Linked DNA regions of Homo sapiens: all the other regions are linked to region 1. Evidence: chromatin loops called from intact Hi-C (ENCODE). Cell type or tissue: CD4-positive, alpha-beta T cell. All regions are shown on one strand. Links, peaks and the distances in the headings refer to the core of each region. The heading gives the core; the rest is flanking DNA.

What was found. Hi-C counts contacts between places; a loop is a spot of excess contacts. Peaks named below come from ENCODE experiments on the same cell type or tissue, not always from the same donor. Only the 100,000 strongest peaks of a DNase experiment are listed, where the experiment ranks them.
Region 2: it touches region 1 in a loop (19-fold over the local background); 26 of 110 quality-filtered maps call a loop at or near these places.
Region 3: it touches region 1 in a loop (8-fold over the local background); 25 of 110 quality-filtered maps call a loop at or near these places.
Region 4: it touches region 1 in a loop (7-fold over the local background); 73 of 110 quality-filtered maps call a loop at or near these places.
Region 5: a loop joins it to region 1, with 6 times the contacts of the local background. A loop is called at or near these places in 4 of 110 quality-filtered maps.

The regions. Positions count from the first base shown.
Region 1 is chr6:100,661,712-100,667,935 of GRCh38, forward strand. It overlaps ASCC3 (activating signal cointegrator 1 complex subunit 3), which reads right to left. Exons shown (of 42, transcript NM_006828.4): 15 at 634-825; 16 at 95-319. Among named protein-coding and RNA genes, the nearest start is that of SIM1, 200 kb to the left of the region's middle. In CD4-positive, alpha-beta T cell, for the core only: CTCF peaks have their summits at 2,795 (motif pointing left) and 2,997; a DNase peak (open chromatin) is centred at 2,750; H3K27ac peaks cover 340 bases.
Region 2 is chr6:99,998,924-100,005,147 of GRCh38, forward strand. It overlaps MCHR2-AS1 (MCHR2 antisense RNA 1), which reads left to right. Exons shown (of 3, transcript NR_038384.1): 2 at 1,871-2,073. Among named protein-coding and RNA genes, the nearest start is that of MCHR2, 7.8 kb to the left of the region's middle. In CD4-positive, alpha-beta T cell, for the core only: CTCF peaks have their summits at 3,181 (motif pointing right) and 3,386; a DNase peak (open chromatin) is centred at 3,188.
Region 3 is chr6:99,864,774-99,870,997 of GRCh38, forward strand. No RefSeq gene overlaps it. Among named protein-coding and RNA genes, the nearest start is that of MCHR2-AS1, 130 kb to the right of the region's middle. In CD4-positive, alpha-beta T cell, for the core only: CTCF peaks have their summits at 3,488 (motif pointing right) and 3,687; a DNase peak (open chromatin) is centred at 3,508; H3K27me3 peaks cover 222 bases.
Region 4 is chr6:100,113,028-100,119,251 of GRCh38, forward strand. No RefSeq gene overlaps it. Among named protein-coding and RNA genes, the nearest start is that of MCHR2, 120 kb to the left of the region's middle. In CD4-positive, alpha-beta T cell, for the core only: CTCF peaks have their summits at 3,754 and 3,957; no DNase peak of the experiment used is centred there.
Region 5 is chr6:99,464,543-99,470,766 of GRCh38, forward strand. USP45 (ubiquitin specific peptidase 45) reads right to left here. Exons shown (of 18, transcript NM_001346022.3): 10 at 3,995-4,076; 11 at 2,130-2,221; 12 at 538-594; 13 at 62-205. Among named protein-coding and RNA genes, the nearest start is that of PNISR, 42 kb to the left of the region's middle. In CD4-positive, alpha-beta T cell, for the core only: a CTCF peak has its summit at 3,179 (motif pointing right); a DNase peak (open chromatin) is centred at 3,169.

The DNA.
Region 1 (6,224 bases), core at 783-5,782:
ACACTACAAAACAGCAACCAACTCAATCTTCATCTTTCTTGGTCATTCTTAAGGCTGATGATTCTATTCCAAACTTTTACTCATTAGATCTTACCTCTGCATTTAGGTTATCTGCAAGGCTTTCCAGAAACTGACTCTCAATTGGGTTTCGTTGAGTGAGCAAAGTGAGGTAATGGCTGAGTTTATCATGCGTTGTTATAATTATTCCTTCCCCAAATTTGTCAAATTGTGGTCGTCCAGCTCGACCAAATATCTGCATGACATCTAAAATTCCAAGGTCAACAAAGGAGCCTCTTTTTGCAGCATATATTTGTGTTCCCTAGATGAGGAAAAGTTAACAAAAATTTACATAAACACACACAAATATAATCCTGATGAACTGAATACTGAAATTAGGCAAATATGGCAAGATCTCAAAAGTGTACTTTAACTAATCCTTTCATCATCTGTGATAGAGTAAAATTTTCACAATATAAACTAGATTCTTATTGGAGAAAATAATTCTGACCTTTTATAAATAACATTCAAAGTCAAGGAAACAGCCAAATCACAATATTTTTCTATGTAAGTCAACCCAGAGCCTTGCTTTAAGACACACACAAAATCCATTTATCAAGGAAGGTAAGCTCTTACCTTAATAATAACAGCATGGGCGGGAAGATTGACACCCCAGGCTAACGTAGCTGTACACACTAGGACTTTGATATGCCCATTAGAAAACAAGTTTTCAACTAAATTTCTGTCCTGCCGAAGCATTCCTGCATGATGAATACTAAAACCATCTGGGAATAATTCTCGTACTTGCTTATTTCTCGACCTTTGTACCTAGATACCAAGAAAGCGTAAGAGTATTATTTAGCATTTAAAAGCAATTGTTTTTAGCATTTCTGTTGTATGAGTTCATCAAAGAAATCAGAAAATTATTTTTAAGCATCTTAAGGTATTACTAGGTCTTAGTATATAATGCTTTATATAAAATCATAAAAAATAATGTTACCTATCTTAAAAAATAGGTAATACCAAAATATATCACAAAATTCAAAAGGAAAGAGGTGAAAAGCAAGTGTCTCTTTCATCCAGATGTCCCTTTTTGCAATCAATCAGTATTACCTGTTTCTTAGCCTTCAAAATATACACTATTCAAAATAAAACTAAATCTCAGTGGCTTCTCAACTCCTTAAGAGTAAAGGCCAGAGTCATTACAATGCAAGACTATGGAAATCAATCTCATCCCCTTACCTCATCCACACTAGCCACAATGGCTGGCTTTTCTGAGTATATTTTCCAACAAGTCCATATCTGCTTCAGAGCCTTTACACTTTTACTTCAGACCCACTGCCTTTGAGGACTTCTCCCTTCTTATTGAGATCCCCATGATGCTTCCCCTATGATATTCCTCATTGCGATAAGTCAATAAACCCAGCTTTGTTCACCTACAGCTGTGTTCTTGGTGATCTTTGATAGCAAAGCATTGACCATCTGTTTTAGCTCCTCAACTATAGATGTGCATTGAGTATAGAGGAGTCCTTCCTTATCTGTAGTTTTGCTTTCTGTGGTTTCCATTACCTGAGGTCAACTGTGGTCCAAAAATATTAAGTAGAATATTCCAGAAATAAACAAATCATGTTTTAAGTTACATGCTCTTCTGAGTAGCATGATGAAATCTCACACTGTCCTATTCCATCCAGCCCAGAAAATGAATCGTCCCTTTGTCCAGCATATATAAGCTGTAGACATTTCTCACCCATTAGTCACTTAGTAGTAGGCTTGGTTATCAGATTGACTGTTTAAGTATCACAGTGTTTGCAAGTCACCCTTATTTTACTTAATAATGGCCCTGAAGCACAACATTAGTGATGCTGGCAACTTGAATTTGCCAGAGAGAAGCCATAAAGTGTTTCCTTTATGTGAAAAGGTGAAAGTTTTCAACTTAAGGGAATAAAAACGAAATTGTATGCTGAGGTTGCTAAAATCGATGGTAAGAGCAACAAATCTTCTAGTTGTGAAATTACAAAGAAGAAAACAGAAATTTGTGTTAGTTTTGCTGTTGCACCTCAAATTGCAAGTTACAGCTACAGTGTGATACATAGTTAAGATGAAAAAGGCTTTAAATTTGTGGGTGGAAGACACGAAAACAAAAACGCACTTAATTGACACCAATCAAGTTAGTTCACTAGTATCTGTGGTTTCATATCTTGGAAATATACCCCATGGATAAGGGGGGACTACTGTAATAATGTTACTTCTGGTTCTGTTCTTTGGCCTAATCTGAGCCCAGAGGTGAGATTTAGTATACTTATATGTCACCTGTGTAAGTGCTGTAGCAGAAGGTCTTAAAAGACTCACTGAAGATTCACTATACAATAGGCAGAATTTTTAAGAAAAATTAAAGACCTTAGATTAACATTTAAAGAAATGTTTATATAGTTAAAGCTTCTGTTTGGCCATCACATCATGTGTTTATTTGCTATTGGTCTCAAAATCTCATTATCAATTCATGAGCTTCTTTTTGAACAGTTTTTTCCCTACACTTTTTACTTAAGGGCTGGATAATGGCAGGGAGTAAGATTTCAGGGGACTGGGGTTCCATTCTAGACTTTGCCATACTGATTATCTCTCAGGTCACTTAAAATTTTAAACTTCTAAGTTAATAATATTTAACTAATAAAATTATCTAAGAAAATAGTATTCCATGAAATCTGCTTCAATTATAAAACCAAAAGTAATGCATTAACAAACCACACCATCTAGTGGCCAACCAAGTAAATAACAACTTACACATTTTGAGCCTCTTAAGGGTCCAAAACAAAATACATATATAAACATAACAAAAGAGGAGAGCTTCTTAAAGTTTCAAGGGGGGTGTATTCTTACTTTATTCTTATGCAGTGCAGTCAGCCTGTTAGAAATTATTTTATACATATACTTTAGGACTAATTACACTTGGATCTCATTGCCTCAGCTTTCATCTTTTCAGACAAGCAATATTGTTACTGTAATCTTAAAGCAGCTCTTATGAATATGGAAAAAAGTCCAATTGTGGTGTATTTGCTAAGAGCTCCTTCAGAGGCTAAAGGTAGGGAGAGGAGAAACATTTCACTTACTTCATTTCTTTTCTAATATTCAAGAGTGGATATTCAAAGCCAACAGAGGAAACTAAAACTATTGGTTGAAGGTGATATTCAAATCATATTGCTGGATTGCTGTTTGGTTTTAGGTTAAGTCTGCTTTCTGTGGGCTCCCTGCATTGAAATGTTCTGCTGTCCTTCTTACAAATAGATTCCTTAGTCAAACCCCATTTGAGGGAAGACATGGCTAGGACTGCTGTGGCACCAATGACACAGTAAGAAGTTAAACAAGGGAAGTATGTATCTGTGATAGAGATGTTTCTTATAAAGTAGCAGGTGGATCTTGGAGTACTGACATAGTACCTCCCACTTGATCACATGGGTTTCACATTCAACCAGCATCAGTGGCCAGTTTCACATTCAACCAGCGTCAGTGGCCACCAACTTGGTATATCTCTCTGGTCTCTGTGAGGAACTAGGAGGAGGTAGGAGTCACTTCTATTTCTATTCTTGCATACTCTGTGCATTTTTTTTATTGGTTCATTACAGACTTGAAGTGACAACAATCAAAGTAAGTCTGGGTTTTTTATTCTTAACTATCTTTGAATCTGAATTTTCCATCTGTGGTCTGCCTTAGCTCACAACAAAAATGAACTGGAATCTGGCCGGGCACAGTGGGTCATGCCTGTAATCCTAGCACTTTGGAAGGGTGAGGCAGGCAGATCACGAGGTCAGGAGATGAAGACCATCCTGGCTAACATGGTGAAACTCCGTCTCTACTAACAAAAACAAACAAACAAACAAAAAAAAAATAGCCGGGCATGGTGGCATGTGCCTGTAGTCCCAGTTACTCGGGAGGCTGAGGCAAGAGAATCACTTGAACCCAGGAGGTGGAGGCTGCAGTGAGCCGAGATCACATCACTGAACTCCAGCCTGGGCGACAGAGTGAGACTCTGTCTCAAAAAACAAAAAAAAAAGAAGAAAAAAAAATGAACTGGAATCCCTGGAGATGAGGCCCAGGGATGTTCCTCATGTGATTTTAAAAATCATCATAAAGCAAAACTATTTTTCCACTTTTAGTGTACACATCTAAGAATTTTAAGACATATTTGTGTTAGATTTGTGTAGCTACCATCATAATCAAGAGGAGTTTCTCCACCTTAAAAAAACCCCCTCATGCTATTTCTTTATAGTTAAACTCTTCGCAACTACTACCACTGTACTAATCTGTACTCCAACCCTATAGTTTTGTCTCTCCAAGACCACTATATAAATTGAGTCAGAAAGCTTATAAACTTTTGAAATTAGTTTCTGTCACCCAGATTAATGGCTTTGAGATTCATCTAAGTTGTTGCATATATCAATATCTCATTCCTTTTTATTGCTGAGTAGTATTCCACGGTACTACAGATGGGCACATTACAGTCTGTTAATCGGACCTCTCACTGAAGGACATGGGGGTTGTTTCCAGTTTTCACAATTATAAACAGAACATTTATAAACATTCATGTACACTTTTTTGTATATATTAATATGATTTCATTCCTCCAAAGTAAATACCAGGCATGAATCTTACGGGTCACATGGTTAATGTATGTTTACTTTTATAAAAATGCCAAAGCATTTCTGGAGAATTTTAACATTTTGCATTTGCATCAGCATTGTATAACAGTTCCAGTTGCTTCCCATACTTGCCAGCTTCCCATACATTATATAATTATTATTTTTTATTTTAGCAATTGTAACAGGTGTGTGGTAGTATCTTACCATGGTTTTAACATAAGTTTCCTTAACAGTTAATGATGTTAAACATCTTCCATGTTCTTGGATGTGCATATCTAATCAGCTCCTCAAGTGATTCTACTGCACACAAAAGTATAAGGAGCGAGTTTTTTACAGAAGGATATTTGCAATGATGTTTTTATCCACCTGTGTTATAATACAGCTGTACAATTTGACCTCATGAGACTATTTAGTGCTAAGCAACCTCGTATTTGTTATTGTACTAAATTATTTACATTCCTAAGAAGAGTACCTCCTAACAAATTTATGAAACATGATAGTCACTAACAGACAAAAAAAAAGCACTGTAAAGAATCAAAGAGAAGATCAATAAGAAACATGTATTTATCATATATTAGATCCTAGGAATTCAAAGAAATTTAAGACAAAATCTGAGCTTTGGATAATTTGCAGACTGGTAAGGAAGACAGACTCATATACAAGTGATTTCTATTAAATATAATGTGTTTATGATAGAGGTACAGGGACCAAGATGAAACTTTGTTATTTATGACATGATATTGTCATTTATGACAAAATTATGTCTTATTTACATTTGTATCGCTAACATTTGGCAGGGTGCCTTCTTCATACTGATACTACACATTCCCTGAATGAATGAATCAGTGATCTGATAGTTTGATCAAAGAAGTCTTTACAGAAAATGTGAAACGTGAGTCTTGAAGGACAAGGGATAAACTGCTAAATGGGGAAAGGTAGGCAGCAGGATATATAAGTACCTAAGCTGGGAATTATTAAAGAGCACACACAGTGTGTTTGGAGGGCATTCTGTTCAGAGGGTGTGGGGCAAAAATTAAGAAAATTAAGCTAGAAAAAAGGATTGGGGTCAGGCTTTACATTGTCTTGAACATAGGTGGAAAAGGAGCCAATTCAAGTTTTTAAGCAGTATCAGATTTGTTCTTTAGAGAGGTAACTTCACAGTTGTGCTAAGACCAGAGCAGGTATCGGCCACTACAGCAATCTGCAGAAGATGGAGGCAGGGGAAACAGAAATAACCAAACAAAGTCAAGGTTAAAGTTGGCTAGAAAGTAACCAAGACTGGATGACTGTCTAGAAAGGGGGATGAACATGACATAAAAGAAAAGGAGTTAGAATTGTTTCAAGCTAATCCTTATCTTGGTGCACTGAATATACGATAAGGTAAACAGAATGAGGAGAGTCAATGATTGCCTTTAACTTAGGTACTAAGAAGGTCAGGAGTAAATTATGTTTTGCGCATGAGTTTGAAGTGATCCATGGATAAAGACTTGGGCTTTTCTTCTAAATAAATGGAAAGCCACTGAAGATTTCTGAGAAGGAGAGAAATAAGGGAGACCAGTTAGGTAATCATTGGTAGAACCAATGATTTAAAGA
Region 2 (6,224 bases), core at 419-5,418, 660 kb before region 1:
GCTAGCAGAATTGTGATGTGTTAGTGAGTTGAGGTATACAGCCTAGTTTTTATTCTTTGAAAAAACATGAAGGGTGCTTTACCTTGGGTTCTAAGAGAGACAATCACCACGATTCACTGTGAACTACTGCCTTTAATATTTGGAATGAGAACTACATACTCTACTAAACAGTTTTCCTAAGCCTAGTTATAGATAATAAACTATGTATAATATAAATAGAGAAAGTGGATGTTAATATCCAACTCCATCCTTAGGAATTATGAGAAACTTTGAGGAAACAAATTTAAATGAACTGTCTTTGGCTTAATCCACTCTGTATTTCTCCTGCTGCATCAGGTTCCGTAACCCTCTGCTATGTCTCCAGTGCTTCTTGGGCTAAGGTAGAAATACCAGGGCTGGTTTTCAGTCTCAATTAATTTGCACAAGTTTCGCTTTGGCTTCAGAGTTTATAGGGATAATTACCTCCCCAAATGCTCTGGGAAATGCATGCTCTTATTACAAGGGTTACCATATATCTCAGTTTATCTGGGACAATCCCAATTAATGCCTACTGTTCTGGTGGGACTATTAGTTATATCTTATGCCAGTGTAATGGATTAACGGGGCAGCCACCTATTAGTCCTGCTCACCCTGTGGGAAAGGGATGGGAGTGTTATAGTCTGCTCCCTTTGTCTTTGAGATAACAGCTGAAAACAGAGCAGAAATGTGGGTGCCATGAAATTTCCTGTGTGCACATTAATATCTTTCTTGGGGGGCAGTAGCTCAGAATTCTAAGGTTTTACCATTTCATGTCCCCATCAAATTAGCCTCATATCCTTTACCTCCCATGCATTCATTCTTTGAGAGTGAAATGTTTAAATGCCTGCATTTAATATTTACATTTGTTTTTTGAATTATTTTTGAATTATAATGATTTATAAATAATTTATAAATGACCTTCATTTTACTGGAATAGATATTCAGAGAATGATTTAATTTACTCAGTTTTAGTGTAGCACCACCATAAATCCAAAGGGAAATTGAAGAGAACTCACTGGTTTACTGTTTCTCAATCTTGGTGAATTTCATCTCTTTATTTCAAAGATACATTGTGTCCTTGTGTATTGAGTAAAAATAGCTCCACTATCTAATAACAAAGGCATACTGTATTTGACAAATTCCAGATTATAAAACATGTTTATAGTGGAATTGATAAAATTCATAGTAGCAGTACAGTAGGGAAGACAGATCTATGTAATGGGTCTAGGTATGGATTGGAATCAAGTCTAAAGGCCCCTTGTGTAAGTTGTGTGCTTTGAGGGAAGTCATTTAATGTTTTTGAGCCTCAACTTCATTATGGATAAAATGAGGAAGTAAAACTTGCCCTACCCACCTCATAAGGCAACAAATGTGATTAATGTAAAAATAATTTATCCAATGCAAAGCACTATGTGATCATAAGTGGTAGCAGAGAGCTCTGTCCTTCAGGCTATTTAGAGGTATTATACTCACAGAAGAAAAGATATCCACTTGAAAAGTGAGATTTCGTAGTCTATCTCTCTTTCCATTGGCAGTTCCATTCCCCCTATACAGACTAAAGCTCAAACAAGTTCAAGCCAACAAGAATTTGTCAGGAACTGATCAGGATACAGCAATGGGTTTGAGGTGGGCAGAAACTGCTAGTCAATGGGGCATTTCAAAGATGCTAGTGTTTGCAAATTCTGTACCACTGGTTCCTACTCTTGCCAGTGCCTGAACTTGATTTGGTTATAAAGATAAATAAGACATGGTTCTGCTCTAGGGAGCCCACAATTCAATGAGGGAGACAGACATACACAAGTTAATTTCAATATAATGTAATAAAGAGTATAATTTTTTTTTTCATCTTCAGCTGACAAGTTTATTTAATCCCTGAACCTGGATCCAAGGCATCTCCCTGTAGAAAACATCAGACCGGGGCAGAGATTGACAAAGCAACCCAAAGCAGCAGCTGCCAACGGCCGCTGTGCCCACCTCATCAGCAGCTAAAGAGTATAATTTTAAAAAAAGTCACAGAAGAATGTGGAGACACTTAGCAAAACGGACTCTCATAAGGTAAGTTTAAAGAAAGATTTCAGGTGCCAACGATATTGTGTATGTCTGAAAGCCTTCTGTAATGATCATTATGGCACAGTTCTCAGGTGTAACAAAGGGTCAGAGATTACACCTCCTTGCTCCTAGCATAAAAATAACAACCACAGATTTTGTTGTAGAACACACCAGTGCCTAATACCTCATTCGGTCAATTACTTGCTACATTTCTGAGCTTCAGCTTCTTCATCTGTGGTGCAGGGGTAATCATATCTACCTCAGTCTACTGGAATGTCAGCTCTACAAGGGCAGGGACTTTGGCCTCTTTTGTTTATTACTGTGTCTCCATCACTTAGAACATGGTAAGCACTATGGATGTTACCTTATATAGGAAGTACTTACCTGGCCCATGGTAAGTACTCAATAAATATTAATAGTTGTGGAATTTGTTTTGTAAATGAAGGTAGCTATTCATCTCCCAATCACCATTTTTTTTCCTAATTTTAATGAAGATCCACAGTAGAGTCAAGGAGATATTGGACCAGGTCCACTGGTTTACTCTTTGCTTCTCAATCCTGACCAATTTCACCTTTTTGTCTTTCAAGTATGTATTTCAAAGGTACATAGTGTCCTCGTGTATTTAGTAAAAATGGCTCCATTACACAAGACACAGGCAAAAGGCAATGGACAGACCATGCTCATGATGCTTCCCCGTGTATATCCATGTGGTCTGCCATGCTGCAATGTCCTTCCCCGTTGAGAAATTTGCAAGGATCTGAAGACTCAGGTCTGTATATAGAAAGGGTATCATCAAATATGCTTACTTTTTCTGTTTTTCAATGTTTGGAGTCTCTGTTTTTATAAGTGTACAGTTATTCTGAAAACAACCTTTTCCCAAATTGTCAGAGAAAAAACTGTGACTATGCTAGAGTAGTTCATCCATCAAGCTACATCCTTTAAGTACTTTCTCATCTAAAGGATTGACAGATTGCACATTTCACTGGAAAGCTGTCACACAAATATTTCCCTGGAGAGTTGGTAGCTCCAGAGCTTGAGAGTCGGATCTCAGAACGGCAAATACCTCATTGAGAACTAGCTCTAACACCAAATGCAGTTCTCCCGACTGGCCACTTGGTGGCAGTGCCAACTAAGTGCCAGCTCAAGCCATTAGATTGCACACAGGCATGTGATTCCTAACTTCTATTTATTCATTCAAATTTTAGGACCTACAAGTGGTTTTTGGTCAATCACATGGGCTAAGGCAAACTTTGCTTACTGACAAAGAGACTACATGACAATTTTAAAATACATTTCTTACCCTAATTTATGACATTATGTTAGGCCCCCAGTTAGGATACACCTGAAAAGGTGAATAATGGCAATTTCCTCAGTGTCTTTTAATAATCTCTATCTTGACATTATACATAGGTCAAACATAATCCAGGTCCTATCCCAGAACTGGTTATTACCCTGAACTTCTCCACCTCATAAATCTTAAACTCTGTTCTCTGACCACAAACATCTATCTCTCCCTCTTTGCTGTTACAGCAAAGGTGTGCTTTCTCAGAGATCACAGTCTCTTGAGCCCTTCTCTTTTTTCCTGTTTTCCATGTTCCATAGTCCATCCTGCAACCCTTCTGTGTTAGGGTTCTCCTGAGAAACAGAATGAATAGAATGTAGATGGTAGATACATAGATTAGATTAGAGCTAGATAGATATAGAGATAGATAAAGACTTATCATAGAAATTGGCTCATATAATGATTGTGGAGACTGAAAAGCCCCACGGTCTGGCATCTGCAAGCTGGGAACCAGGAGAACTGGTGGTGTAACTCCTGGTCTAATTCCTTAAGTCCGGAGAACCAGGAGCTCCAATGTCCAGGGGCAGGAGAAGACAGATGCCCCAGCTCAAACGGGGACAGTGAATTCACCATTAGTCCACCTATTTGTTCTGTGCAAGCCCTCAATGAATGGGATAATGTCCACCTGCATTGGTGAGGGCATGGGCTCACTGCTGCACCTCTTTTGCTGTGAAGTGAGTTTCTGGATCAGAAACAATGCTGTGTGGAAAACCATGATGGTGGATAAGGCATTCTGTGAATCCACAGATGACAGTTTTGGCAGAGAAGCATTGCAGGTGAGAAAAGCAAGTTTGTATCCAAAGTAAGTTTCTATTTTAGTATGGACAAAACACTGCCCCTTCCATGATGGAACTGGTTCAGTGAAATCAACTTGCCTCCAGGTAGCTGGATGATAACCATGGGGAATGGTGTCATATTGGTGTTCAGTGTTGGTTTCTGCTGCTGGCAGATTGGGCACTCAACTGTGGCCATATCCAAGTTGACTTTGGTGAGTAGAAGTCCATGTTGCCGAGCTCATGCATAACCACCATCTCTGCCATCATGGCTACTTTGTTAATGAGCCCATTGGCCAATGACAGAAGTGGCAGGAAAGAAAGAGACTGACTGGTATCCACAGGACAGGTCATTCTATCTACTTGATTATTAAAATTCTCCTTTGCAGAGGTTACTCTTTGGCAGGCTTTCACATGGGACACAAATACCTTCATTTTTTTGTTTGTTTGTTTTTGTTTTACTCATTCAGAGATGTTTCCTCTCTGTGTGTTGGCTCATTCTTTCCCAGGCTCCTTTGACAACCCTTTAAGTGTTGCTGGAATTCTTCCTTAGACTTATTTTCTCTCTATACAACCCCATGTGACCTCTTTTATGGCTTCAATTATCAATTATATACTGAAGAATATACTCCTGAAACAATATCTCTAGGCAGCTTGTCTAAACCTGAACTCCCCATTCCTTCATGTTTTCTACCAAGTCTTTTATTTTATTTTTTTAGATGAAGTCTTGCTCTATTGCCCAGGCTAGAGTGCAGTGGCATGATCTCAGCTCACTGCAACCTTTGCCTCCTGGGTTCAAGTGATTCTCGTGCCTCAGCCTCCCAAGTAGCTGGGATTACAGGAGTGCACCACCACACCCTGCTAACTTTTGTATTTTTTTGTAGAGATGGGGTTTTGTCATGTTGGCCAGGCTGGTCTCGAACTCCTGGCCTCAACTGATCCGCCCACCTCGGCCTCCCAAAGTGCTGAGATTACAGTTATTTACCAAGTCTTCTCATCCTTTATTCTTCATCTCATTAATGGTTCTGTTAACCACCTCGTTATCAAATTGGAAACCTAGAAGTCATGCTTTACTCCCTCTCTCTCACTTCACACATCTATGTAGGCACCAAATTCAGTTAAATGTAGTACCTTTACATCTACTGAGATAGTTCACTTCTCCATCTCCATAGCCACTGTCTTAACTCAGGCTGTCTTCATTTTCCCCCATAAATTACTGAATAAGTTGCTCATTCCTTGTCCCAACAAACCAATTCTCCAAACTCCTGCAAGAGGGAATTTCAAACAGGAAGATCTGATTTGCTTAAATTCATTTTTGGTTTTTCATATTGTTCAGCATAAACTCCTAAGCATAAAGTTTTGGAAATGCATTCTGAAAAAGTGAAACAAATGACAACTTTCTGAAGCTATTGGAAACTTAGATAAAATGTTTAACATTACAGAGAAAGTATTTGTTTTGTGGTAATGACATGAATTTAAATTTTGGTGGAGCAAGGCTTTGTGGTAAATATAACATTTGTATTAATATAAAAATCTATGGAGAAGAAATAAATTTGAAGCTGTTTGTCATGTACGGATAAACCATAATTGTATTCAAACAAACTATGATATCATATCTGTTAAAATAGAGTCTGTAGTTGTTGCAGTTTAAAGAGTTTAACATATCTTACATGGTTAATGTCATAAAATATTTGCTATGAAGTTGATGTTGAATAATAAAACAAGCTTTGACATGGCAAATTGCACTTTATCTCTTTTCTTCCCATCATCAATTGAATTTACAAGTGTTTTAGCCTTTGAAGAACTACTTTGCAAATCAATGTTAATGTTCTACAACAGCGTTCAACTTTTTGTAAATGAGCTTTTTAACCTTTTAGTATATTAAAAAGTCAACTGTACATCTATCAATCATTAAACCATTCTGTGAATGTAATGCCAAAAAGTCAGCTTTGGCAGCATTTACTGAGTTGAAATTATTAAAAAGAAAGCCTGCACCCAGATCCCAGATGTTGCTTTCTAAATATCATTCTCCAATAAAAGCA
Region 3 (6,224 bases), core at 799-5,798, 800 kb before region 1:
TACAGAATGCCCAGTAAAATATGAATTTCAGACAAATGACAACTTTGGGGGTAAAATTATTTCCCAAATATTGCACGAGTGTCCTGTATTTTATCTGGCAACCTTACCAAATGGCAGGAAAAAGGAGGAACTGGCTGGTGGCTGTGAAAGAGTAAGATCAGAGTTTCTGAGAATTAGCAATCTTCCATGAAGTTTCCAACTCATCTTTCTCCAAACATTATAAGGAAAAAAAATGAACAAAATTCTAGAGCCTCACTAACACCCCTAGCTTGAAAACAGGCAGAAGGGAGTGTGTAGAAGCCCTTCTTCCACAAAGGAAGCAAAACGTTCCACAAAGGCAGAATTCCTTTCAATCATTTCCATGACCCACTAGAGAGACAATAGCCACTTGAGTTCACCATATTGGAGACCATACTGGCTGGACAGGAGAAGAATGTCAGGATCATAAACAATGGATTGAAAAATGAAATGATCTGAGGTCGAGATTAACTTTATTTCTTGGTGTGAGGGATGGGGCGGGGGTGAGGGTGGGAGTGAGTGGGTAGACGGGGACATAGATGAAGAAAGAACAGCCGTGTGTTTATTAGTAATTACTAAAGTCAGGTGATAGGTACATGGGGTTATTTATACTAGTTTCTCTATCTTTGAATGTGTTAATTTTTTATTATAAAAAATTTAAAATTTAGCCAAATAGAGACCAAATAAATATAAGTTATAACTCGGTTTCTGAGGATGTAGGAGATGGGGAAAAGACTCCCTGAGAGTCAAGTAAAATGTTTCTACCTTGGAAACACATTTCATGTTCTATATTATGCACTTTCTGCTTTGGGGAGTCACAGCAGCTCCTGGACGGGGAGAGATGAAGTGGGAATGGCTGACTCCCTGGTTCAGGCCTCATAGTGCATTTGGGTAAACATCTGAAGTCCAAGTACATCTGAAGATACAGTAAAACAGAATGGTGGAATTGTGGACACAGATGTTAGGCCAGGCAACAGAGGAGAGGGTAAAGGCCAGCATGGCAATAGAGCTGCCAACAGCCGTGATTCTTTTCCCTTATCCAAGTTCTCAGCTTTAGGATCTCCAACTCTACAATAGTTACAGGACAAAACACACAGATATCAGAAAAGTGGAAAGGAATCACAAGGAATTACCTACACTAAATCCAAGCTGTCTTCCCTATTCAAAAGCAAGATGATAAAATATCATGCCTGGCTTCTATGCAAATATACTGCAGAACAGCCCCTTTATCCCCCTCACCAAGTAAGTATTGAAATATCAAATGCAAAACACAGATGAAAAGTCTATCCAGAAGTGAACACTCAGGAACAAATGTTCCTAAGGATGTTTTACTCTATGGAAGAGCTTACTAAATACAAACATGTTATTGAACAATAATTTAAAGATGAGATACTAAAACAGCAGTTGTGAGAAAAAAAGAGATTTGCTGAGCTAAGGAAACAGATCAAGTACTAACAATTTAATACCATTGCTGAATTAATAAATAAAATGAAGTAAAAGAGCAAGAAACTGAACAGGCATAGCTAAAAATTGGATGAATGACCCAGAAGAAAGGTTTAAGACAATTGCAGTGAATGTAGAGGGAAAAAGACAAAGAGATTAAGACACTGATTGAGAAAATAATAGATATGAGTGGTAGACAAGGCCAAACAAACATTGAATTAAAAACCCCAACAAATCTAACAGACAGTATGTTCAAAGATGACATAGAAGATAATTTGAACAATTGAATAATTTAATCTGGAAATGCAAACCTATGCTTGGAAAAATGGATTGAGGAAAATCAATAAGGAGACATATCCTTATTAAGGTATTGAATTTCAAGGATAAATAAAGCATTTTCAGGCATTTAGACAAATTAAGCAACTTATGAAGGTGAAAATCAGTTGAGTTTTTCTCAAGAATAGGACACCCAATAAATGAAGAATGTTAAAAGGATTGCTCACATATGTTGAATTCATTTAAATGTAGGCTAAACAATGGTGAGAGATACAATTGCAAAAGTTAAATATTGTGAAAATTAATAAGCAAAAGTAAAAACTTTAAAAAAGACAACATACACCCAATGAGAGGAAGATGAAAAGTGACTATGCTAATTTCTTGGTCTTAGATGAGTTCAGTAGATACTACCTACAAAAAAAAGTTTAGCATTTTACTTAATGTCATCAAGGTATTCACTGGAAGAATGAAAATGACAATTAGCCAAAGCAGGAGATAGACATGGGAAGGAAATACCCCATTAAGAGGAATAATTTATAGTAGGGAGTCAACAGAAACTTTATAATGTTATATAATAAGAAATAGAAGTATAGGCATAAAATTGAAAATCTCCTGAAAGAGCTAAGATAGACTATAGCACATAACCTCAAGACAGGAATCACACAGACAAACCTTTAGTGATGTTGGTTTTGTATCACATGTTCAAGTGGGAGCACGTGATGACAGGATGAGCCCTCTTCTGTCAAGTTCCTCATCAGCTTTTATCTAAAAGAGTTCCATTCATTGAAGATCGTCACCTTTTTGGGTTTAGTAGGAGTTGCAAAATGGAGATGTTTTAACCTTATCATTCCTTTCACTTAGGTGGAATTCTTCTGTATAAAAACAACGCCTCTCATGAAATAGGGCTATTTTTACAATGAAGTATGGTTTATTCATCAAAGGCAGAATATATTTTTAACTGTTTTCTTTTAGTTGCCAAATTTCAGATTAAGGTGTTTGTGGGCTAGTTACTTTAATATATGGTAAAAATGTTGTTTCCTTCTTTCCCTCCCTTTATTGTTTCTGTTGGTAGGCTTTCTCTTTTTCCATTAGATGCATATGAATTCATGGATTTAAAATGGAATTAGATTTTAAATTGAATTCATGAATTTTAAATTACATTTAATTGAATCAATTTGTTTTGATATTGATTTGAACAAATCGATGATACAAAATATTTGGAGACATCCAGGGAAATATGATTATTGACTAGGCATTAGATAATAACACATAATTGTTATTGAATTGTTAGCTGTAATAATGATATTGTGTTTATAAAAGAAGTGTCTATTTTTAAGAGAGATTCATACTAAAGATTGAAGGCATATATGATACTTGGGATTTGTCTTAATTATTCAAGGAAGAAAAAAGAGGAGATAGAGAAGCAAATGTGACAAAATTCTGACAATTTAAAAATATGACAGAAGGCTAAGTGAGGGTTTTATTGTACCATTCTCGCTGCTTTTGTGTATACTGGGACATTTTCATAATACAATTATTTTAGAAGCTTAGATTTAAAAAGGAATGATGAAATATATATTATTAATAAAGAAATATCATTATGCTATATTAAAAAGGAAAAAAGCAAGATAAACAATGTAGTAAATTTGTGTGTGTGTTTGGGATATGCCCAACAAGAAATAAGCTTAAACATATCCGTCATTCTCAATTGTGGCAGGTGGCCTGAAGTCCAGACATCCAGCAGATGGCGCTCTGTGCCCGTTTTATGTGGCGGAGAGACTCGCGCCCGTCATTCCGCTTCCCGTGTTGATGCAAATCCTGAGCATTCTACTGTGTTAAAATCAACACTTCATGTTCTCATAATTAGCATTCTGCTTTTAGAAATGACCCTACCGTCCTTTGTTTTTTCTTAACAAAGCAAAGCTGCGAAAGTTTATTAAGCACAGTATTACACTCTTGGATGGGGAGAGCAGACAGACCTCTCTGGGAGATGAGATCAGCCCCTACTCTCCTCTTGGATTTGGATTTTGTCTTCCTTCCTGGCTCAGTTTGAGCTTGAATTCTGCAATGTGCTTCACATGACGTGGGGGATGAGTGATACCGTGAGAGAACACTGGGCTGGGAGCTGGTAGTTCTGTACTTGGGTGACTTTGGGCAGATGTTTGACCTCTTACAGCCTTGAATTCCTTGTTTGTAGACTAAGGTTGTGTACCAGATGATCACTAAGGTCCATTTCTTCAATCAAATTCTGTGATTCTGCTTCCAGTTTTCAGCCTACAGTTCTCTGGGGAGGGGACATAAAGGCACCACAGTAGTGTCTTCAATAAAGTCAAGTTGGAGAGAGGATAGTTGTCTCAGTCTGTTTTCTGTTGCTTATGACAGAATACCTGAAACTGTGTAATTTATAAAGAAAAGGAATTTATTTCTTGCAGATAAAGAGGCTGGGAAGTCCAAGGTTGAGGAGGCACATCTGGTGAGAACCTTCCAGCTGGTGGGAAGTTGCGGTGTCCTGAGGTGGCACAGGGTATCACATGGTGAGAGGGCTGAGCATGCTAACATGCTAGCTCACATCTGTCTTCTTCATCTTATAAAACCACCAGTTCCACTCCCATGATAACCCATTAATCCACCAACCCGTTAATAAGGGTAGAAGAGTCATGATCCAATCACCACTTAAAGGTCCCTACCTCTCAGTACTGCCACATTGGGGCTTAAGTTTCAACATGCGTTTTGGAGGGGATATTCCAGCTGTTGCACTATTGGACCAAATGACTGGATAACAGAGGAAGGGAACAATTAAGAGACAGGAAGGGGAAGCAACAATGAGAAGGAGAAGGTCAGCAAGCCTTGGAGATTAGACTCTGAATCTGAAGCAAATGCAGAGCTAGCTATGGCTTTTGACATGGTTTTGAATTCATTTCTTCCAAATCTCATGATGAAATGTGATTACCACTGTTGGAGGCAGGGCCTGGTGGGAGGTGATTGGATCATGTGGTGGATCCCTCAGGAATGGTTTAGCACCATCCCCTTGGTGATAAGTGAGCTCTTGCTCTGAGTTCACGCAGGATCTGGTTGTTTAAAAGTGTGTGGCACCTGCCCCCTTGCTCTCATGCTCCTGCTCTTGCCACGTGATGCACTGGCTCCCTTTGCCTTCCACCACGATTGTAAGTTCCCTTAGGCCCTCACTAGAAGCAGATGCTGGCACCATGCTTCCTGTACAGCCCACAGAACCATGAGCCAATTAAACCTTGTTTCTTTATAAATTACCCAGTTTTAGGTGTTTCTTTGTAGCAACACAAGAATGGCCTAATACAGCTTCATTTAGCAAATGGCAGAGGAGGGATTCAGGACCACTTTTGTCTCTAGGACCCCTGACCTTAGCTTCAGGCACAAAGTCCTTCACCTCCATGGAAGGTGGATTGTAAAGTAACCTAATGCAGTGCAGGCAGCAGTGTGACACTGCTCTTGCTTCTAGCTGCCAACAGCTCTGTGTTCATCAGCAGCCCCAGCAGCCGAGAGTCACTTTCTCCTCTGGTTCTGTCTTCTATCAGACCCTCATCCAACATCTATGTCCCTCTCATTTACCTCTCGTTTACAGACTAGCTCATGTTTAACTCTCCACTACTGTTGAATTTTGCTCCTGTCTTTCATCTTCTCTCATTTGTACAATGGTTGGAAAGGAATACCGTAACAGATCAAACTGATATTCACCAGTTAAGGGATGGGATGGGAGGTTTAGAGCAAAGTGAAAGGATCATGTGGGATGTCAGTACAGTGTCATGAGAGCCGCGTGACCATATATGTATCAGGCATCCAGCAGAAATTTAGGTGGCATCTCAAAAGATTTGAAAACTTGTCTATTCATGTTTCACTTACCAGATCAGATTCTATTTTCTCTGTAAAGCCTCCTACTCCCTCTGAAGTTTAAAAATGCTTATCTGAAAAATATCCTTGATAACTGTTTTTTTTAGCATTGTTTATTATATTTTCATGTTCATGTCTCATGCCATCATGTGCTCTAGTACTCCTTGGGGATGGGAACTGCCTTGTTTATATCTACTGCATCATTTAGCAGTCTTTGAACACAATAGTGCACTTCACTTTCAAGCATAAAAACCAACTTAACTTGGATTTACTTGCCCCTACATTTATTTTAGCTTGCTTTCCAGACTGTGAAAGTCACATTAAATTCCTGATTACTCTAGGATTGATCTTGCAGTTTGAATATTTAAGTCCTCGGCACTTTTCTCTCTAATTTTTATTCTTTTGCCTTCCGACTATTTTGCATCTTTCCCTCATTTTCTTCACATGATGGAACTGGAAGTAAAAGGAGATGAAACCAATTTATTTTTATGTTGCTACTTGTAACTGGTAGAGTTTGTAGGGTTGAAGTCGAGGGGAAGGTTGGAGAAAGAGTGGCAGCTGCTGAAAATGAAGTTTCCAAATAATGGAAAGTTTGCTATTCATGTTCTTTTATGTGCTGGTTG
Region 4 (6,224 bases), core at 823-5,822, 550 kb before region 1:
TCGACCTTGCATACGCCTGTCTGGTATGTGAACCGTGAAAAATCTTTATGGAACTCTTTCAACCCTCTCTCTTTGCTCGTTGTGGTACTTAACGTCTACAATGAATGATACACATGTAAAAGGCAAACGACAACAGTGCTCATTAATTAGAGCACATGATATGAATTTGTAAGAAGATTGAGGCTATGAGGATTCATATGGGTAAGTTGTGGGCAATCGGTTTATGTAGCGATCTTTGTTTTTTCTATGACAAAGTAGTAAGGGACATGCTGCAAATACCAATAGGACTATGTTCTAGGGATCTTTTTTCTTGGCTCAAAAATCAGTTAAAAAGCCAGAATGATGGTAGCTGTTGCCAATATTATGAAACTCCAAACAAATTTTCCAGTTTTTTTCTTAAGCCTTTTTTTAGGGGAAGTTTTTTGTTTGTTTGTTTGTTTGTTTTTTTAGATGGTGTTTCACTCTTGTCACCCAGGCTGGAGTGCAATGGCACAGTCTTGGCTCACTGCAACCTCCCTCTCCTGGGTTCGAGCAATTCTCCTGCCTCAGCCTCCCGAGTAGCTGGGACTACAGGCACACACCACCATGTCCAGCTAACTTTTTTTGTAATTTTAGTACAGATGGGGTTTCACCATGTTGGCCAGGCTGGTCTTGCACTCTTGATCTCAGGTGATCCGCCTGCCTCAGCCTCCCAAAGTGCTGGGATTACAGGCATGAGCCACCGAGCCCGGCCCCGGGGGGAAGCTTTTTAATGGAGTGACAGAATGAATATATTTCTCAACTGCCAGTTTTTTAACTCTGTATTCTTTTTTTTGGACTTAAAACTATGCTATCAACTTGGTTTATTTGAAATAAATTTTTTTTGACTTTTTAGAGGTTAAGTAGTTTAAATGACTCTGTTTCCTTGTTCAATGTAACTTGGAAAACAAAAACAAATACAAACAAAACAAAACAAAACAAAACAAAAACCTGAGCAGATTCTTTCAGAACATCCCTCAAGCAAATTTAGGTACTACAGACACCACACCAAAATGCACTATTTAAAGGACAAAATGTGCTAAGGTTAATAATCAGTGTAAACAGAGTCTTGAAATGGAAATAGAATAATCAAATGAATACAACAGGATGATCTTTACTGTGTGGTTGTTCGCAGGGTGATTTCTGGTGTTAGGCTCCAGGTGTTTGAATTCTGATCTGGCATCCACTACTGTACAATTCTGGGCCAGTTAAATCCCTATAAGTGTCAGGGTGAAATGGAATAACAAGGACTTCCTGAATGGGCTGGGAGGACTAAATGAGATGATGTATCTAATGCATCTAACATGGTACTTTGTTTATAGTTACCATTATTCTATTATTGCTTTTTAAGGTTAGTGATATACACATTCATATGGTTAACTGTTTATCTTGAAATTCTCATAATTCTAGAAGTCTGTATTGGCAGCTACACTATGTCGTATTTTATTTCTGTTTTCAGATGAAGAAGAAAGACAGAATGGATAACAATTTATTTGGTCATTGAGTTAAATATTAAAATATTTTAAAAGTATCTGATGTTGGGGCATAACACAATTTGGAATATGAGTCTCAGTATTCATTATATCTTGTGACTAAATTTGTCAAGAAGCTCAACAATTGCATTTTTCCCTTTCCTTTTTTTTTAGTTTTGCAGAATAAGCTGATCATTTTGCTTTTTAAGTGTCATTTGATAGGAATATGTCTATACTATACTTCTGGCAAAAATTTACCCTCTCTTTTATGGTAAAATATATTCAATTCAGCCAACTACTTTGTGGCCAAACCATCTCTCTGTACTCACCACACAAATGTTGAATCAGAAAACAGAATGGCCATATTACAAGTCCTTGGCTCAATAAAAATAAACCAAGCCAAAAAAAAGGCAAAGGCAAAGAAATTTCTGTGAGAGTTGATTGGGGTTTATTTCAGCTAATTTTGCATTCATTTCACAATCATTTTTACATTCTACACTATAGAAATAAAAATGATTAATTCTGAAAAATCTTGCTCTATGAAGGGGCTGATGATGGGCACCCACTGCATGGGCCTTCCACAGTGGCCCAGGGCTCTCTAGCAATGCCACTGTTAATTGTTGGTGGCTCTCAACCACTTTCCAGCAAGTACCTCTTTTTCCTTTCTCCTGTTTTCTATCTCATTCCTCTACATTCCTTAATCAATAAGTATTTCCTAAATGCAAGAGACCAGCTCCTGTCATCAAAAAGCTTATTATTGAATAGATGTGCCTTGCAGTGATCCTGATGGACTCCTTCATGCGGCTGTCATTCTCCAATCAAAATGGTTTTGGACCCATCAAGTTTATCTACATTTTATGGGTCAATTAAGTGCCTACTGGGTAGCATTTTTGTAGTATGAGAATCAGCAACAAGAGAGAGCATATTTTTTCATGATTACATTTTCTGGAGGGAAAACTTAAAAGATGCCATTTTATTTTCCTATATGTAAAACTGTGTTTCCAATGGAAATGAATTTAGCAATCCAAGAGAGCTTTTGTAACTGCCAATAGAGTTCCAGGTTGCTTGGCAATGCAAATGAAGATCAGAAACCATCCCCACCCAACAAAATGAAAAACAACAAAAACAACAACAAACCAAGAAACCCCATATGTCTGTCATTCCAGAGATGCACAGTTGAAAGGAGCCCAGAATAAAGCTTTGAATGAGAAACAAAAAAATGTGAGGGCAACACATGAAATGTGTTTCATTTTTTTAAAGCAAAAACAAAATAAACAAAAACCAAGTTGTTAATGTATTATTTCCCATCAGAAGGGAAAATACCAATAATGGGTTTGAGGGTTGTGGTGCCAAGTTCTCTAGGGTTATAAACTAGACTGATGCAAAGCAGATGAAATTTCATCTGCGGCTTACAAATGAAAGCTTTTTAATGGGGAAATGGAACATTTCTGCCCCATAGATGTGCTGAGACCTCAGGTTCAATAGAAGTTCAAGTCCTCTTTTTCTCAGCATGCCAGAAGCAGGCACCTTGGTGAACATCAGGCTAAAGAATTCATGGAGAATGCACTAAAGGGTTAATGGAAAGGGCTTCTAAAAACCAAGGAATACCCCCCCGCCAAAAAAACCCAAATTAACAGTCTACTGTTTAAGATTATTTTTTAAAAATATATCAACCTAATGTACAAAGAACTAAAGCTTTAGCAAAGGGGACCAGTCAATAAAGAACACCTTTGGTGATATGTCACATTGTCTTTTCATCTGTAAATGATAATGAATTTGGCAACCATTTTGCCCCTTATTGCAAATTTAAGAATAGTATCCCATCCATTCCTAACTCCTGTTTTCTGAGCAGGATTTTTAGAGCGCTGTTGTCCTAACATACAGAATTAATGTTGAAAGAATTGGTAGAGTTTGGGAGAGTTGGAGAGGTTAGGGTTTTATAATTATTTTTCTTCGATTATGTCTATATTTTAAGTTATTTACTCATTTCATGTCAATTTCAACCTCGAGGAAATAAAAACCTTTTTTCTTTCTCTAGGCATTCTATATTGTTCATGGGAAGTGGAACTGTGTAAAAGGCTCATGTGAGTCTAAGCAGTTACCAGTGAGGAGAATACAAAAGGCCACCTCACCCCAGTGCCTGTGGCATCTGACACTAAAACATATGGCTGAAAAATGTAAAGTGCCATCAGTTACCAGGCTGCTTGTCTCCCTGTTCTGTGATATCCCAAACCAGAGAGCTCGGTTTCTTTACAGAGTAGAATGATTACGACCACTAGTCTGCCCTTGCTTGGTAAAGGCAAAACTCCAAATGGGCAGAAAAAATCCTCCAGGTGGCAGCACCTTCTTAGCTTTCAAATCCTCCTCTAGTGTGTTTTTAATTAGAACTAAAAATATAGTAACTACCAAAACCAAATTGATCCAGGAATAAACATTTATATGGTACCTCCAATCTGGAACTAGTCAAGATGTATTAAATTATTAATGATCTCTTCCAGCTTCTGACTATTGCTTGTTTTGACTTACATATTTAAATACTCCCTTGTAAGTAAATATGAAAGTTTATAGACTTAAAACAACATAGAGTTATAAGAATGAGGTCATAACCTGTGACTTCTGGATTAATGTAATTCATTGTGTCTGCTTGTTTCTCATTACCAACTAGCATTTCCAGTCCTTCATATCAGCCATGTTGTGCTGTTGTGACCATTGCTCTAATTTCTATGTCCTTATGCTTAAGCAAGAAACCATTACAGAAGCTTTGAGCCAAGGTAATAACAATAAAAAAGTGTTTTTAAGCCAGAAGCAGAAGGGGAGAAGGGAGTAACAGACATTCAGAAGGCTGGTGAAAGGTGAGCAAGACTTCCCCGGCAGAAAGAGCTTGTTTAGGGAAAATGGCATGGTGTTCTTTGAAAAGTCCTTTTTATTTTTGGCCTTAGCAAATGAACCTATGGAAAGCATTTACTAATTGGACATACAGTCAGATCAACCAGCAATCTTTCTGTAATGAAAGAAAATATAGGAAAGGTTAGCACTTTCCACAAACCCTAATCAGTCTCCTCTTTCTGTATTTGTCATTGAATGTCTCCACAACATCAAAAACAACTAGATGAAAAAGGAAATATTCAAAAGCTTGCTGGCTCTTCTACATACCAGTTTGATTTTTTAAAAACTGGATATACTGAATTAAATGAACTGACTTTGAGTAGCCATCATGTCAATGTTGTGTAGTCTCCGAGACAGTTAAGCCTATTTGAAGATGCTTATGATGTTCTTGTCTGTCTATCAATATTTTAGTCACCTAGACTCAGAACCTGAGATTTACTTATTAGTCACCCATTCAAACACCATCCACTGAATATTCACTGTGGCAGACACGATGCTGGGACCTGATCTTCAGCACTTCATTTTCTTCAAACTCTGTCAGATCGGTCCTTGCCTCATGTTTTCAGTTTTATTTTTTCTTTCTGATTCCGTGGACTCTACCCTAGACCTTAATCACTTAATGGGTATATTACTGTGAAAACCGTCCTCTAAATTTTCATGTTTGCAGATGCTCTTTCTTTGAGTCTATTCTACTTGCTACTGCTCCCAACTGGCATGATTCATTTCACTGATTGAAAAACCTACCATGACTATTTGTTTATAAGATCAATTGAAAAATTCCTGTTTCTAGGATTAAAACTTCTTATCATCTGGCCCCTCCTAATGGGGACCTCATCTCTCAAGGCTCTTCACTGCGTCCCATCATCTGCCATGTTCTCTTGCCCTCTGACATTTCACTCAGGATGGCCTCCCTACCCTCTTGCCAAATTCAAGGTCTCCCTTAACATCCCTTCTCTCTTCATTGCAATATCTACCACCAGCATCTATTATTTCTATTCCATATTCTACCTTGTCTTTCTTTCTTTTTTTTTTTTTTTTTGGTATTTATTGTTTTTTCAACAAGATTACATTCCTATTGTTGAGGGACTTTTCCTTAGTTTGGCTAAAGACGGGATCCTTGTCACGTGACCACAAAAGATTAGGCTCCCAGACAATTTGAAGGGTGAGAATAATGGGATTTGTTGGGTGAAAAGGAAAAAAAAAAACAAGAAACAAAAAATAGGGAAACATGAATTCTCCATAAGGCTAGGGTCCTGCTAGTGTGCTTCCTGCCTCACAGTTTGAATTCCAGTTTCCACCCAGGAAGAGGAGGGGCCAGGCTCCTCCCCACTGCAAATAGCGCGAACTTCTGTGGCTCCGCCCAAGTGTGCACTCCTCCCAGTGCACAGGCTGGTTGGAGTTTCCGTGCGGACCACTTCCCACCTGGCTGTCTCACTATAAAAAACATCCCCTGAATCCTGTACTCATTTCTTATCACTCACTCTGTTCAACACATAGTAGGTGGCCAAAAATACTGAACCAAGAAATGCTTATTAAGTTGAATGTTTTCTCTATGCAAACTGGTCAACTAATACATGCCCATCATGGTCATCAGCCCCCAAAGCAGCACTTCTCAGAAAGACTAAATGTCATTCTATTCATAAAAAGAAAAGATTCAATTTAACAATGTTCCTAGCATGTACTAGGAAATGTTGAATCCTCTCATTTTTTAAAAGCCACCTTTAGAGAATTACATGATTGCTAATGTAACAGAAAAAGCTTATATTTGATTTTCATTTGAAACAAAAAGGTCAGGTTACTGCAACATTTTCTCTGTTGTGATGACATGTTTAATACAGGACAGTTTGA
Region 5 (6,224 bases), core at 354-5,353, 1.2 Mb before region 1:
TTGAAACTTTTGTTAATAAACTGTTAAAAAACAGACGTCTAACAGATGCTTATGGTCTTACCTTATCTTTAGATGAAGAATGCTTCTTGGCAGCTCTAGGTTGATGAATATTTTCTATAGTAACATTGCCACTGTATCGATCATGATCTGTCTCCCGTAAACTTCTATATTTATTCATTCTTCCCCAAAGTAAAGGTTTTGAAACCTATGTAAATGCCACATACAGAAACCAAAACCTCTTTAGTAAATAAATTCTGGATGTCCTCATCTTAAAATTTTTGACTGACTTGAAATACAAAAAATTAACAAATTATCAAAATAAAAAGTGTTTAAGAGTTTAAATTCCTTGAGAATAAAAACCATCATACTTTATGCATACTTACACAAACCCCCAAATCAGACTCAATTATGAATACAAACTCAATTATATATAAAAAATAATGACTCTCAGATATCTGGTAATATACTCAACAAATGTTTAAATAAATGATTAAATGTTCTTCACCAAAGCTTCATCATTAGTTTTCTTCTCCTTACCCTTTCTTCTATTATAGGAAGTGAAATATCAATGAATGGATCTTTCACCGTGGAGATCTTAAAAGGAAAACACATTGAAAACTTCAGTTAGAATTCTAATATAAACATACAGTTTTGTAAAGTACAAAGAAATCAAACTTCCCGGGCAACCTAAAATTTTACGTTAAAAACTGTTCCTGAAAAAAATAGCAATTTAATTGGGTATTGCAGCACATTGTTAATCAAAACAAGATATTCTCAAACATCAGTGAATGGTGATCCAATTGAATTTTATATTACTGTCAATATGACTGGCCTGTAATATTTAAAATAACTTAAAAAAACTGTTTAATAAAACAGATTAACTAAAGAGACTAGACATTTTTGGTTAGCTTAGGGCTGTAACATAAGTAAACTATGAAATGTTAAGAAAAAGCCATGAAAAAAAGCAGAGAGCTTGGCTGTGTTTTATAGATTCTTTAAGATAATTTTGTTTTAAAAGATACTCTCTATCTTGTGAGAGAGAAAACAACTTCTGTGTTGAATAGTCTAGAAACTTAAATAATCATGGTCATGCATTCTGTGTTTCAATGTGACAGGCTAGAATGAGATATATTTTATAATCCTGCTTCTTTAAGGCTAGAGAACACAGAAAAATACTCATAATCTGGGACAGGAAAATGAATAAAGGCTCCTTTTACTATTAAAATCTAACAGAAATTTAAACCTATCATACTCTAAGTCATACACTTACAGAAATATTCCTTGCCAAGCAATTGAAAATCTACAAAAAATTCATACATGCTTTAAGTTGTTAAAGATGGCATTCAAAATAAAAATTATTAAGTTCAAAGTGAGTGAAGTCTACACAAAAATCTTTAATACGTCATATAAACTTTAAATCAAAGGTGATATAACCACCCTAAATTATGTTAATACATTAAGTTATTTCTATTGGAATTAGTTTTTTTTTTTTGAAACTGAGTCTCGCTCTGTCACCCAGGCTATAGTGCAGTAGTGCGATCTCGGCTCACTGCAACCCTGCCTGCTGGGTTCAAGTGATTCTCCTGCCTCAGCCTCCCGAGTCATTGGGACTATAGGCACCCACCACCATGCCTGGCTAATTGTTTTGTATTTTTTTAGTAGAGATGGGGTTTCACCATGTTGGCCAGGCTAGTCTTGAATTCCTGACCTCAAGTGATCCGCCGGCCTTGGCCTCCCAAAGTACTGGGATTATAGGCATGAGCCACTGCACCCAGCCTGGAATTACATTTTAGGGCACTGCAACGTAGCACAGTTACTCTCTTCACAGAAGTTTTTCTCTCACTTCAAACAGATAGCTAATGAATTTCAGTATATTAAGATAGGCTAAAACTGCCTCATAGGTGTGTCATGAGGAAAAATAACACAAAAATACATTTACTTTTAAAAATATATAAATTATCACATTTACTTTCTAGGAGTGTAGCGTATAAAAAGACTTTCAAGAATCATTATGTAATCATCTGTCAAATTTTAAAAATGACTGCCAATGATTATATGTGAAAGAAAATATAATAAAAATGATGTGATTGTAATCCATTCCATGCTGAATTGAATTCTAAAGTACCTACATTTGCACATTCTTCACACATGACCGTGCTAGTTAATTCACCAATAAAGATCCGATCTATGAAGTTCATTTTCACACCTTCTTTTCCATATGCTGTAAAAATCATACTTTTTAATGCAAAAAACATGTCAACCATCCATCTAGCAGTATAATAGGCTATCTTCTGGTTATTCAAAAGTAATCTGAATAAGATATTCTGTACTACATTTAATAATACATTTTACTATACATACAACATTCTAAAGTCTTTCTCCTTTACAATTTTGTAGCAGATTTACGACTATCAACTACTTTAGTCTCCAAGAAATAATGAACTATTCTTAAGAGGTAAAACAAAACAACCACTATTCGTACCACACCTCAACCACTCCCATTAAAACTTATAAAACCTCATGTCTAACCAATAAGTACCCAGAAGAATGGAAAAGGAGATTATGCTATCAGGACTACGGATGCCAGGATCACGGCTATGAAAATAACAGTCGTAAAAGGCAAGTGTAAGGAATTAACATAGGTAATTAAGAACTCAAGAACATGGTTATATTTTTAAAAGTTAAAATTATTCTGCTCAGGAAATATTTATAAATTAAAAAAATGCCAATGACTTAGTTTAAAATAACCTGAGGTTGGGAGAAAATGGATTAAACATAAACCATGAACGCAGTTTAAGTTGGGTGACAGATATAAAGGGCTGCATTATGCTATTCTCTCTACTTTAATAAAAATTTGAAACTTTCCATCATAAACCATGGGAGGAAAAAGTATATTAACAAACCTATTCACCCCTCTTTCAAACTTCTTTTTTGAGCCTCTATCTTCAAGTTTCATACAAACAATATTCAAAATCATTTAAAATATTAGAGCACTGAATGACAGAAAACATGTGAATATATCAGTAAACATTAATTAAAATTGTATTTAGAAATACTATAATAATAAAGATATTTCTTCTAGAAAAACTAAAAGGGATTGGAAATAGTACAAAACTGGAAAGAGGGGGAAGAAAAACGGGGCTGTTATTCTAAACATCCACGAGATGGCACTATCTCAACACAAAAGAACAAGGCATATTTGAGCAGCTACGTTTTTTAAAAATCTTGAACCCTTAATTACAATAAAGTGCACAGTAACAATGTGTGTATGTTTGCAAATTATAGACCTGTAGTACATACATTATAAAACCACAAAAACAAAAGTTAGAAAAAAATACAAATAATATTTTTAAATGTCTTCTAAAAATCACTTCATGCTAACATTAGTTAGTATCTCAATGCAGAATATACATTTAGGGCAAGGTATATAAACCCTATATAGTATTGATAATGATAAATAACCAACTTTGATTAGGTAATCATCATTTGGGGCTCATATTTTTATGGATGAATAGCAAACACTAGGAGTAGGCAAAGTGCACTTACACTTGACTTACCAGCACTCTCTTCAATAAACGGTTTATTTGCAGGAGTCTTTGGAGCACTTAAACATTTTGTCTAGTTACATCTAAAAAATATCCATAAATCCATTGATCCAAACACATGTCAAATGATACAATATGATACATATGAACTTCCAAGTGTGGTTGCTACTTTCAACAACCTTTCAAGTTTCCCTTAGAAGACCTCACATAAAGGTATCGGTGTCAATCTGTATACTTGGTATAGCTTTATTCTTATAAATTCACATGAATACATTCTAGCATTTTCTATGTTCCACTAAAGTATTTTTCAGACACTGCAGCAACTACGTCCTCCTTTTAAAGCCACTACTTTGGTGGATTAGTTCACATAATGTTCAGTTCTTTTTCCAACTAAAATAAAATTTTAATATTTTCTTAAAGAAAAAAGTTTTAACAAAGAGTCAACATACCTTTGACTTTTTTTCTAGTTTCATCATCAGCAGTTTTAGTAGTTGGGTTGTTAAATGCTTTTAGAATGCTAGCTTGTATTCGCTGTAAAACAAAGTTAATAGATTCTGGTCTAATAATAGTTAACTCAGGCCTCATCCTCCTAATAAAAGTACTTTCAAACAGCAAGGTACACTGTGGATTTCAGTTCCCTAGTTTGAAAATAAAATGACCAAATTTTTTAAAAAATGTAATTTCTTCCAGGTCTCAAATTCCATGAATAGATTGCTCTAATGTCAAATTTTCCCAAGTAAGAGTCAGAATTTTTACATTTAGGTTCTCTCTTGGATTTAATGTATTTTTATCAGTGTACAAAAAGCAAGCAGCCTAGTCCTGTTGCTTAGCATAAATTAATTTGCCCTCTTTCTTCCTTCTCCCTCTCTCTAAAATGACACTTCTTAATTAGGACCAAAAAAGAAAATAGACCATATGAAATTTATTGTCTATGAAGACCTTTCTATATTAAGAAGCTATCAAGCTGGTTACTATAATCTCTATGCTATGTGGACTACCTCATTTATATACACATATAACTAAAGTCCAAATTTATCAATTAATGTCCATAGCAAGAAGAATCCCCCAAATTTTAATTATGGTTTTACTTGAACTTAGTTGTCAATAATGATTATGTTTTCAGCAGCTCTCAGTAAATGACAAGGTTTATATTAACTATTTCTACATCTCTTGTGTATGTTTTAGGAAAGATCCAATCTCACAGAAAAGTTTCAGAATAAAACTACATACTCCAAGAATAAAACTTAGTAAGTGACCTTTTAACATTAACTATGCCCCTAATTAGTGGATGAATTTTGTCTTCCTAATTCAGATTATGACAGTAGGATGAGGGAAAAGTTTAATTATCTTTCCAAAAAATATATATATAATTAATATATATATAATATATATATATATATTTTTTTTTTTTTTGAGAGTCTTGTTTTGTTGCCCAGGCTGGAGTGCAGTGGTGTAATCACTGCCCACTGCAGCTTTGACTTCTCTGGGTTCAAGTGATCCTACTGCCTCAGCCTCCCAAGTACCTGGGACTATAGGCACACACCATGACACCTGGCTAATTTTTAAAAATTTTTTTGTAGAGATGGGGTTTTGCCATATTGCCCAGGCTGGCCTTGAGCTTCTGAGCTCAAGCAAGCCACCTGCCTCAGCCTCCCAAAGTGCTGGAATTACAGGCATGAGCTGCCACACCTGTTTTTTGTTGTTTGTTTGTTCGTTTTGTAGAGACAGGCTCTTCCTATGTTGCCCAGGCTGGTCTCAAACTCCCAAAGTGCTGGGATTACAGGTGGTGCCTGGTCCTTCCTATCTTTTAATTGGAAAAGATCACTATGATATATTAAGTGAAAAAAGACAAAGTACAAGTTATATATATGGTATATGCCACCTTTTGAATAAGGAAAAAAAGAGCATAAAGGAAGAAAGACAAGAACACGGGATATAAACAATGGCAAAGTCAAAACACAAGAGAGGCAAAGGGATCTCCCAGGAGCATGGTTAGGAGGAATTCCAGAGTGACACCTATACATCAGATATGAGAGGTAAAGAACCCAGATTGGAGCAATGAGACTTATGAATCAGAAATATTGTCAACACCAACATCCCCTTCTGCCATTATAACATGCTTTTAATCTAAGAACACAATATTATATGGAGAAGGAGGTGATCACATTCTTATTCTCGCTCCATGCCCTGCTGCCTGGATAAGCAGAAGACACTCATGACCCCCAGAATTGTTCTGCTGTGTATGATTTATGTTTCTTCTGTGTATGATATATGTTTTTTAACACATCCTCCTCCAACAATTGTGAAACCGAGTTTCACTTATTACTAACTGGCCTGTGATTAACACATTATATTTCCTATAACTGTTCACTGTCCTCAAGCATATTTTGAAAATTAATACAAGATTCAAAACACTTAAATATTTTACAAAGTAGGGGATAAAAGCAAACATAAAGCAATTCATACCGTGTGACACAAGTCCTGAAATACACTTATATACTATAAAGAAATCAAACAATAAAATGTCTCCCAGAAGCTATTAAATACTGAAATAATCTCCAATTCAGACTCAATAAATTTGAAAGTTGATATAATTCAGACATTGTCTAAGCTAAAGTTGGCTTTTACACCTTGAAAAAAGAATTTATTGAACTAAAGTAAGCAAATTGGAATTGTGTA